Linked DNA regions of Homo sapiens: region 2 is linked to region 1. A link is a contact called in ENCODE Hi-C or POLR2A ChIA-PET data. All regions are on one chromosome and are shown on one strand. Each heading gives the region's core, a stretch centred on a gene start or an enhancer-like site at or near the end of the contact. The rest is flanking DNA. Distances are from core to core; before and after follow the strand shown. Region 1 overlaps TBX15 (T-box transcription factor 15). Region 2 overlaps TBX15 (T-box transcription factor 15).

Region 1 (3,881 bases), core at 635-3,134:
GGTCTTCTGTTAGCCCATAGTGCAGAACCTTGGAAAAAAAGGCAATAGGAAATGGCTTGCAAGCACATTCTGCTGACCTGGACATGTAAAATAAGCTAATGGGAAGGAAGAGGATGGGCCATCTGAAATGAAAGTAGTAGGTATTCATTCCTCACTGGCTAAATTTTGAAAATGACGGCCTTTGTCTTGTTATAAACAAAGAATGATCAAAAGGAGAGCATTTGACATGTAGTCCATAAGCCTGAGTTCTACTACGCTCTACCACTAACAAGTAGTTGCTTGACCAAAAATATATTGCTCAATTTTGTTGTCTACAAGCTGGAATTTTGAGTGATTTTTACTTTTCTCAGTACATACAATTTTTAAAAATTCTGAGGTGAATACCATTTTATTCAAATCTAAATATATTTTAAATATACATAAGTTTAGTAGAGAAGTGATTCATAAGTCATTTTGTAAAGAAAATGATTGCCATAACTGATTTTTAGCATAAATCTGGATTTTAATATAATGTACTGCACATTTCACAAAATGGTTTGAAATAAAAGTTTTTGGTTTATTTGAAAATTCTTACAGACAGAATACCAAAGATAACCCCTGGTAATCTGTCATTTGAATGTAAATAAATGCCCTCAAACTATAAAAAAAAAAAATCTATTAAAATAAACAGTCATTGCAAAGCCTACGCACTTATGAGACAGATGTGTCACATTTGTGGATTCAATACTGTCTATACAAGATGAAATTTTCTGATTGAATAATCTTAGATATAGCTGGTTTCCCTACCCATTTTGATTCTCTCCTAACTTTCCATAGGTAACAGCTTTTAATTTTATATAGGAGGAGTGAGAAAGAATTTCGAGAAAAGAAAGAAGTATCAACAAGAGAAATGACACAGTCTCTAAGGACATTTATAGCAGGAGCAAATGGTCCTATAAACTTCAGCAATAAGAGATTCACTATATAATAACCTAGTCATAGTGACTGAGGCTAAGTCATCAAGAAAGGGGTGTTCTGTAAACTCTCTTTTCTAAAGCAGGAAGCATCTGATATATTTTGGAACTATTTCCCAGGAGAAAAACAGTTACATTTTTTTTCACACTGTTTTAGCTCTTAAGGTAGTAATTTTCTGAAAAAATGTTATTTGTCTACAACTCCTTGTTTCCTGGGAATGAGAAATATATGAGATATCACTGCAGGTGCTGAAGCCACCTATAGATACTTATCAGAGAAAAATGGCAATCTTTTAATGATAATAAATTACCATAAAATTTGTTTTAAGTGACTCAATTACTAAATATGATGTGGGGAAGAAAACAGCATGAGGGATTTGATCTGGTGATTTAGACTATGCAACAAAGAATTTGATTCTTACGTTAGCTATCCATTTCTCTTTGCCGAAGTGTACACAGTGGCGGAGCATACAGGTGTTTTCTAAAAGGCAGGAGCCATCAACCATCAGCAGGATGTGAGGGAAGTAATGTCACATAGAAAAGAAGTGCCTCTTCCCCAGTGATTCTTACCTGTTTCTCCCAGAATCTCTGAATCCTTTAGCAAAAGGGTTTCGGTCAATTTTTAATCTGGTAATCTGGAAACAAACAAATAAGTATGAATTGCTTTTATATTAACTGATTTCTTTCTTAGTACTCCTAGAAAATTACAAAAATCACTTTTTTAATAACAGTTGTTGCTTTTATTTAATTTCCTTTCAGCTCAAGATTTAATTTGAAGCTGGATATAGAACTTGGCCTGGCACACAGATGTCTGACCCACCCGACTCACTTCTCTATAAAAACTAAAATTTGCCCAGTATGTGACTCTAAAAACTCTCTCCTACTCACCTTCCTTGCCCCAGAGTGGTGGTAAATCACTTGCCTAGACAGATATTGAAATGGAAAATTGGTCAATGGTCACGTCCATGGTACATGACACACGGGAGGCACTTAAAAAATGCTTGTTGAATGAGTGAGTAAACAAATGATGTGTAAGTGAGTTAATAATTAATAATGGACTCAGTCAATTCAGTTAGGTGGAATCAGACCACAAGACAATCTGCCTTAGCCTGAAAGACCCAAAAAATTGACTGCATTTGCCATTTCACTGAAGGCATGCCTTTCCTACCACTAGAAATTATTCATTTAATGACTTGAAATGTTCATGTAGAAGACAGAAAAAGCAGACTTTTGCCAGGGTCTTACCCAAAGGAAAATCTACAATGTGAGACTGAATGGGGCAGGATGCAGTACATGTTATCCAGTCTCCAAGACTCACAAGCAAATCAGAAACAAAGAGCCAGTTTCATAAGGCTGACCAAGCTAGCACATCCAATTGTGTCACCAGCTTGGTCCTCAGGGGCCATGTGGTTCAACCCCCACTCAATGCATAAGTCCCCATCCATTGCATCCTATCTTAGTTCTGGCAAACCCTGCCATGGTTGTATATATTGCCCTCATGCCTGTAGACTAGAACAAGCCTGAACAACATATGTCACATGCACTCTAGTGTTTCCACTTTCAGCCTTGGTACCTTTGTGTCTGAATTGTTAATGACTCACTACATGCAAGCAATGGAGACTTAGGCATAGGTGCTAGGGAGCTCAGGAAGGAAGGAAGGCACTCCCAATGCAAGGTGATTCTAGAAATAAGGGAATCTCATTATTTAAGACCATCTTCATATTTTTGATAATTGTAGAACGTATCACTAGGACAGCTAAAGTTGTTTCCTACATTGCAAATCTTTCCTAGTTCTCTTTCACCTCATTTTATCAGAGTGGAATTTCCCAAGACCGCAGTCTTTAAAGGTCTTTCAAAGCAATGTGAGATTCTGACAAACAGACTCTGACTTGAAAGAGTCTTCCAGGCTTCAAGGTTATTTTCTTCCTAAATATTCCTTGCCTTTAAAATTGCACACTAATTATGCAGCACCAACAATGTAGCAAAAGCAATTTTACATGTATTTTATAGACCATAGCAGGAGTCTAAAGGTTTGGCTTTCTAAAGTCGAGTGTCTGCCATATGAATACTGTATTGAGTTTAAAGAGTGTCACTGCTTTTCTGTGTTTGACCGAAAATCAGTTCTTTCTTCCTCCATAATCCACAGCAATAAACCATGCACCATATTTTCTTTTCAAGTTGGAGTTATAATATTTTATTTTCTCTTTCAAGTTGGTTTATCCTGTCCAACTCATTTATGATAGGGATTTCTGACACATGACTGTGATACCATGTTTTGGGGGTCTCCACAGACCCCTGTAAATATAACAGCACTCTACTTCATGGGCCCGGGGGAAATGGTTAAAAATATATTTCCCACAGCTCATTGGATCCCAGGCCAATGGGTATGCATGGAAATTTAATAGCAAATGTCTCAAGTGTTAGAAAAAAACAATATCTGTACACTTGTTTTAAAGCTTTTAATGTGAGAATTAGGGAGCTTTATGAAGAGAGTGGTTGTGCCACTTATCATTTATCATCAAGTGCCTTCTGTGTGCAAAGCAGTGTGACAAGCAACACAGGTGACAGAATGGTGTACAGCCAGTGTATAGCTGTGTGTCATCCATTTTTCCTCAAGGAGCTTATAATCCAGAAGAAAGAAGCAGATGTGCACTAACAATTACAATATAAAAAAGAAGGTCATAAAGTTCACAATAAAGGCAAAGTACCCTGAAAGCTTAGACGAAGTAGGAATTACTCCATGTTGAAGGGCTCTGGGGTTTCATGTTAGAGACAGCATGTGAGCTAGGCCTTGAAAGATGTGTAGGATTTTAATGAAAACACAAGAGAAGGAAAAAGGACAAAGGAAGCATTTCTTAAGAAAGGCACTATGTAACACAGGATATGAACAGACACTTCACAAAAGAAGACATTTATGTGGCCAAGAAA
Region 2 (3,881 bases), core at 1,033-3,532, 46 kb after region 1:
TTAAAATACTGCACTAAATATTATTTATCTTGATCAGTGATATAATTTTTGCCTCCGCATGGTCCTGGTCCTACCCTAACAAACACAGTCTATGACTCCATTCCCACCACAATATCCTTCCATATTCCCACCAGCCCCACCTCCCACCTCCCAGAGAAGTAGCTAAACCTCATGGTTCCTGGGACTGCATTTCACCAATGTCTTATCTTATTAGGCATGTTGAGATGCTCACCAATTCCTACCAACTCTACCCGGCCACTACCTCCTCTGCTTTCTGATGGCCTGGTTCAAAAGAAGAAAAATATTAAACAGCTGTTTCACCCTAGAAGGAGCAAAAACAGAGGCTGGAATAGTAAATGAGAAGGAAGATTGGTAAAAGATGGGTAGAAGACCGTGCTTATTGTTCCAGTATTATAAATACTAATTAATAGGGAGGCTCTCTAATTTGGGAAGAAAAGGCCTTAGTGGTCATCAGAAGGTATAATATCAGAGAGAGAGAGAGAGAGAGAGAGAGAGAGTATGTGTGTGTGAAGTTAAACATATACTCTGGTAACATTCCTTGAGGGAGAGGGTAGAAACTAAGAACAAAGGAAAAAGGGGAATGTGGAATAGAGTGGGAAATGTCAACAATTAAGGCCTCTTCTGCACCAGGAACTGTGCTAGATACCTCCCACATTACCTCAGTGAATCCTCCCAACTATGAATGCTGGGCTGTGGAGGATACACCCTGATCCATGCCAGAAAGCCTTCAGGCGAATAAGAATATGTATTTATAGACATCTGCAAGAGAGACCATCAGCTCTCCTTTGGAAGGCAGACAGCTGTGTTCTGCCAGGTGTTCAAGGCTTCTGCAGCTGAACATGAAATGTACAAGGTGTTTCAGGCCTGAGAGATGATGGTCCTTGATATTTCCAGTACCTAACCTCTGTCAGCACTGTAGAGGCTCCAGATTCTGTAGCTGGAAAAAAACACATCAGCCCTGCCAAGCTGAACTGAGCCTTCCCTGGAGTTACTGCCACTGCAGCACCTGTTTCACTGCTGTTGTGTTTTCCCTAAAACCACCTGAACACTCTGAGCACTAGCAAAATATAGAGCTTTGTTCTCCAGAACAGTGTCAGTCCTACTCCAGCCCCCTAATTCATCATTGTTAAATAGTGAATGAACTCAGTTCAGTGAGCGAGGGGAGCTACATATAGACCAAATGAGAAAGAGATGAAATCTGACTTCGAAATCAGAATAGGCACAAATGTCTGCAATAAATTCAGTACATCCAAAGATGCTCTGATTACAACCAGAGTTAGGAGCCAATTTCTCCTCCTTGTACAGACACCTGGAATATAGTACCTTGGGGTGGAGTAGAGAGGCATGTTTCACCTGCGGCTTCCCAGAGAAAAGCCCTAGACTGAAACCATCTTCTCTGAATCTCTCCTGCACTCCAAGAAAAGGCCCAGCAGCAACTTAGAAATTGTCAAGACAGCTGCAGGGCTAGCTGAAGAATCACTGGAGCAAAGCAAAACTTGAAGAGAAAGAGAAAAAAAAAAAAAAAGAAGAGAAAAGGGAAGTCAGAGCAAGGGAGAAGAATGTCTGGCAGGAGCCTGTGGTTTGAGTGAGGCGGGATGGGGGACCCCCTGGCTATTTCTGCCTCTGTTTTTGGCGGCCTCTCCATCTTGCTGTGTTTATGGGCCTGACGTGACTTTCCAACTAAGTACATCCGCTAGGCTTGCACTGGAAAACTTGCCACCTTCCGCCCAGTTCAGGTTTCATCTGATTCACACCAGGAAGCTCTAGTTTCGAGAGCCCCATGCATTTTTGCAGCTGAATGGAAACAACTGGATGCAAATCAGACCTAGAGAACACCTGCAGCTCTTCACTGCCCTTGCACCTCCATCTAACCTTTGAAGCGAATGGCTTGGGTGGCCAGACTCAGTGACTGAGCTTCTCCAAGCTTTGAGATCCACAGCTGCAAGCTTCCCAGGACCCAGAAGAGGAGGCCAGTCCTAAAAAGTACCAAAGTTTATACAACACAATTGAGCGACCAGGAGGCCAAACTGGACAATGAGAGGAATGGCTGCAGGGAAGGCCTGCCAGGGTAGAAAGCACAAGGTTTAATTTATAGGAGATGACACAGCCTCCCAGGCAGGCTACTGAGTGAGCCGGCAGAGTCTCCCTCAGGATCAGGGCTTCGTGTTCCAAAGTCCAGGCTGGTGTGAGGAAATAGGGACAAGCGGCCACTCTGACTCAATCATCCCCAGTGTTTGCTACTTGTTGCTTTGAAGGGAGGAGGGAGGGCAGAGTCGAGGTCTGGTCAACACAGCAGTGGCTCAAAGTGCAATTTAATCATCCTGGACTTGGCCCAACCCATCCTCTTGGTGTGAGGGAGGAGCAATTTGTTATTGCTGCTGTCATCGACACTGGGCGGCCATGGACAGAGATCTGCAGGCAGCAGCAGTAGCAGGAAAGGCTGGGGAGCAAAAGAAGTGAGTGGCAGTTGTGCTGGGCTATAGGAACTGCAGGAGAGTGGTGGCCCCCAAGGACTGGGAATTCATGCAAGGTCCTCTTCATCCAGGCCCTGCTATAGGAAACCTGATGGGAATCAAGAGACTAAAAATGATTTCCTGGTTCCCCCTTCCTAACTCAGGCTCTGTGCCCCATACTCTGTTCATATTCTGTCGAGACACCCATCCCCCTGTGTTTCACTTGTCTGATTACATATCTGTCTTCTTAAGAGCAGAGAATGGTGTTTATTCATCTTTATACCTCCCAGCACCTAATACCATATTTGTTGAATAAGTGAATCAACTATTGCTATGATGAGAGTGTGATTCATTCTCTCCACTGAAATTGAGCATGTACTCTTCTACAGTCTCGATGTTTGCAAAGTACTGCTAGGAATCAGGCAGCCATCTTCCTTGGGGAGAAGGAGCATTACTCAAAGTGCATGAGGGGAAGGGAGATGTCAGAAGAATGCCCCATTTACTATGTAAAATTCAGGTTCCTAGAGCCTTCCTCTGACTCTCTGAAGCAGAAGCTTGATGATGGAGGCCAAAAAAGGATAAGAAGTTTCATCTCACTAGATCCCCATATTTAAGTGTGAATCCTGAGGCCTAGGGAAGAAAAGTGATTTGCTCAAAATTTCCTATCTAGTACTAGCAGAGCTGGGAGTATCATGTGTCTAACCCCATTCTTTCCCACTACAAGCTGAGTCACTTCCATGAGCATCTCCTTGGTACCTGCTACCTGGGGGACTCTCTGGTGAGCTCTGAGGGGAATGCAAAGATGATTAAGGCACTATCCCTGTCTTCAAGGTATGTACAGTCCAAGTGCTGAGATAAGACCCTCTCCTATAATCAAGACAGGCTATGGTACCTATTGGTACCCATGCCGAAGCAAATGACAATGGCTTTGGTCTTCCTACAACCCAATATATGGATGTTTACTGAAGAACTTTTTAAGTTACAGTCAACTTCTACTTTTCCAGAAGAACTACAAGAAGCCAGGATTAACATTTATATCATGAGGATATGCCAATTTTTCAAAAGTTCTAGTACATTAAGCCCAAATCCTAGCCAACAAAATTTCTTTTTTCTATGAGGACAGTGTTACACAAAAGGCACATTCATTTTTTGTAGAACTCTAAGGAAAACTGTGTAAGGGTCCATTACTACAGACCAGCACTGATAACATTTTGGCTATGTGAGCTTACAATTTGTTCCAATATCAGATAAATAAAAAATTGACTATCGCTTTTTTAGGTAAACCCTAAAGACAGCCTTCAACTTCTGGTTGCCTACATAACCTCAAATCGTGCCTACATTTCCTCAATGCGTAATGACAATTCAGCTGATGATAAGGGTAACTATCATCACTTCTCCCAAAAGTAA

What was found. Hi-C counts contacts between places; a loop is a spot of excess contacts on that map. ChIA-PET counts read pairs that join two places held with the same protein, here RNA polymerase II (POLR2A). Pooled maps may share reads with other maps.
Region 2: a map of HepG2 shows a loop between it and region 1 (3-fold over the local background). The contact joins two enhancer-like sites. A Hi-C loop is called at or near these places in 5 of 168 maps with a recorded cell type or tissue (GM12878, HepG2, cardiac septum and 1 more), 29 of 37 single-sample maps with no recorded cell type and 5 of 50 pooled maps. POLR2A ChIA-PET finds 5 or more read pairs at or near these places in 2 of 52 experiments (CD8-positive, alpha-beta T cell and HepG2).

Annotation. Positions count from the first base shown.
Region 1 is chr1:118,912,592-118,916,472 of GRCh38, forward strand. TBX15 (T-box transcription factor 15) reads right to left here. Exons shown (of 8, transcript NM_001330677.2): 6 at 1,524-1,588. Among named protein-coding and RNA genes, the nearest start is that of TBX15, 74 kb to the right of the region's middle. Within about 2 kb of position 1,885, at least 2 of the 41 ENCODE cell types and tissues checked have a DNase peak (open chromatin) inside an H3K27ac peak, as active enhancers do.
Region 2 is chr1:118,958,537-118,962,417 of GRCh38, forward strand. All of the region lies in intron 1 of TBX15 (T-box transcription factor 15), which reads right to left. Among named protein-coding and RNA genes, the nearest start is that of TBX15, 28 kb to the right of the region's middle. RefSeq lists an enhancer at 1,587-2,201. Within about 2 kb of position 2,283, at least 6 of the 41 ENCODE cell types and tissues checked have a DNase peak (open chromatin) inside an H3K27ac peak, as active enhancers do.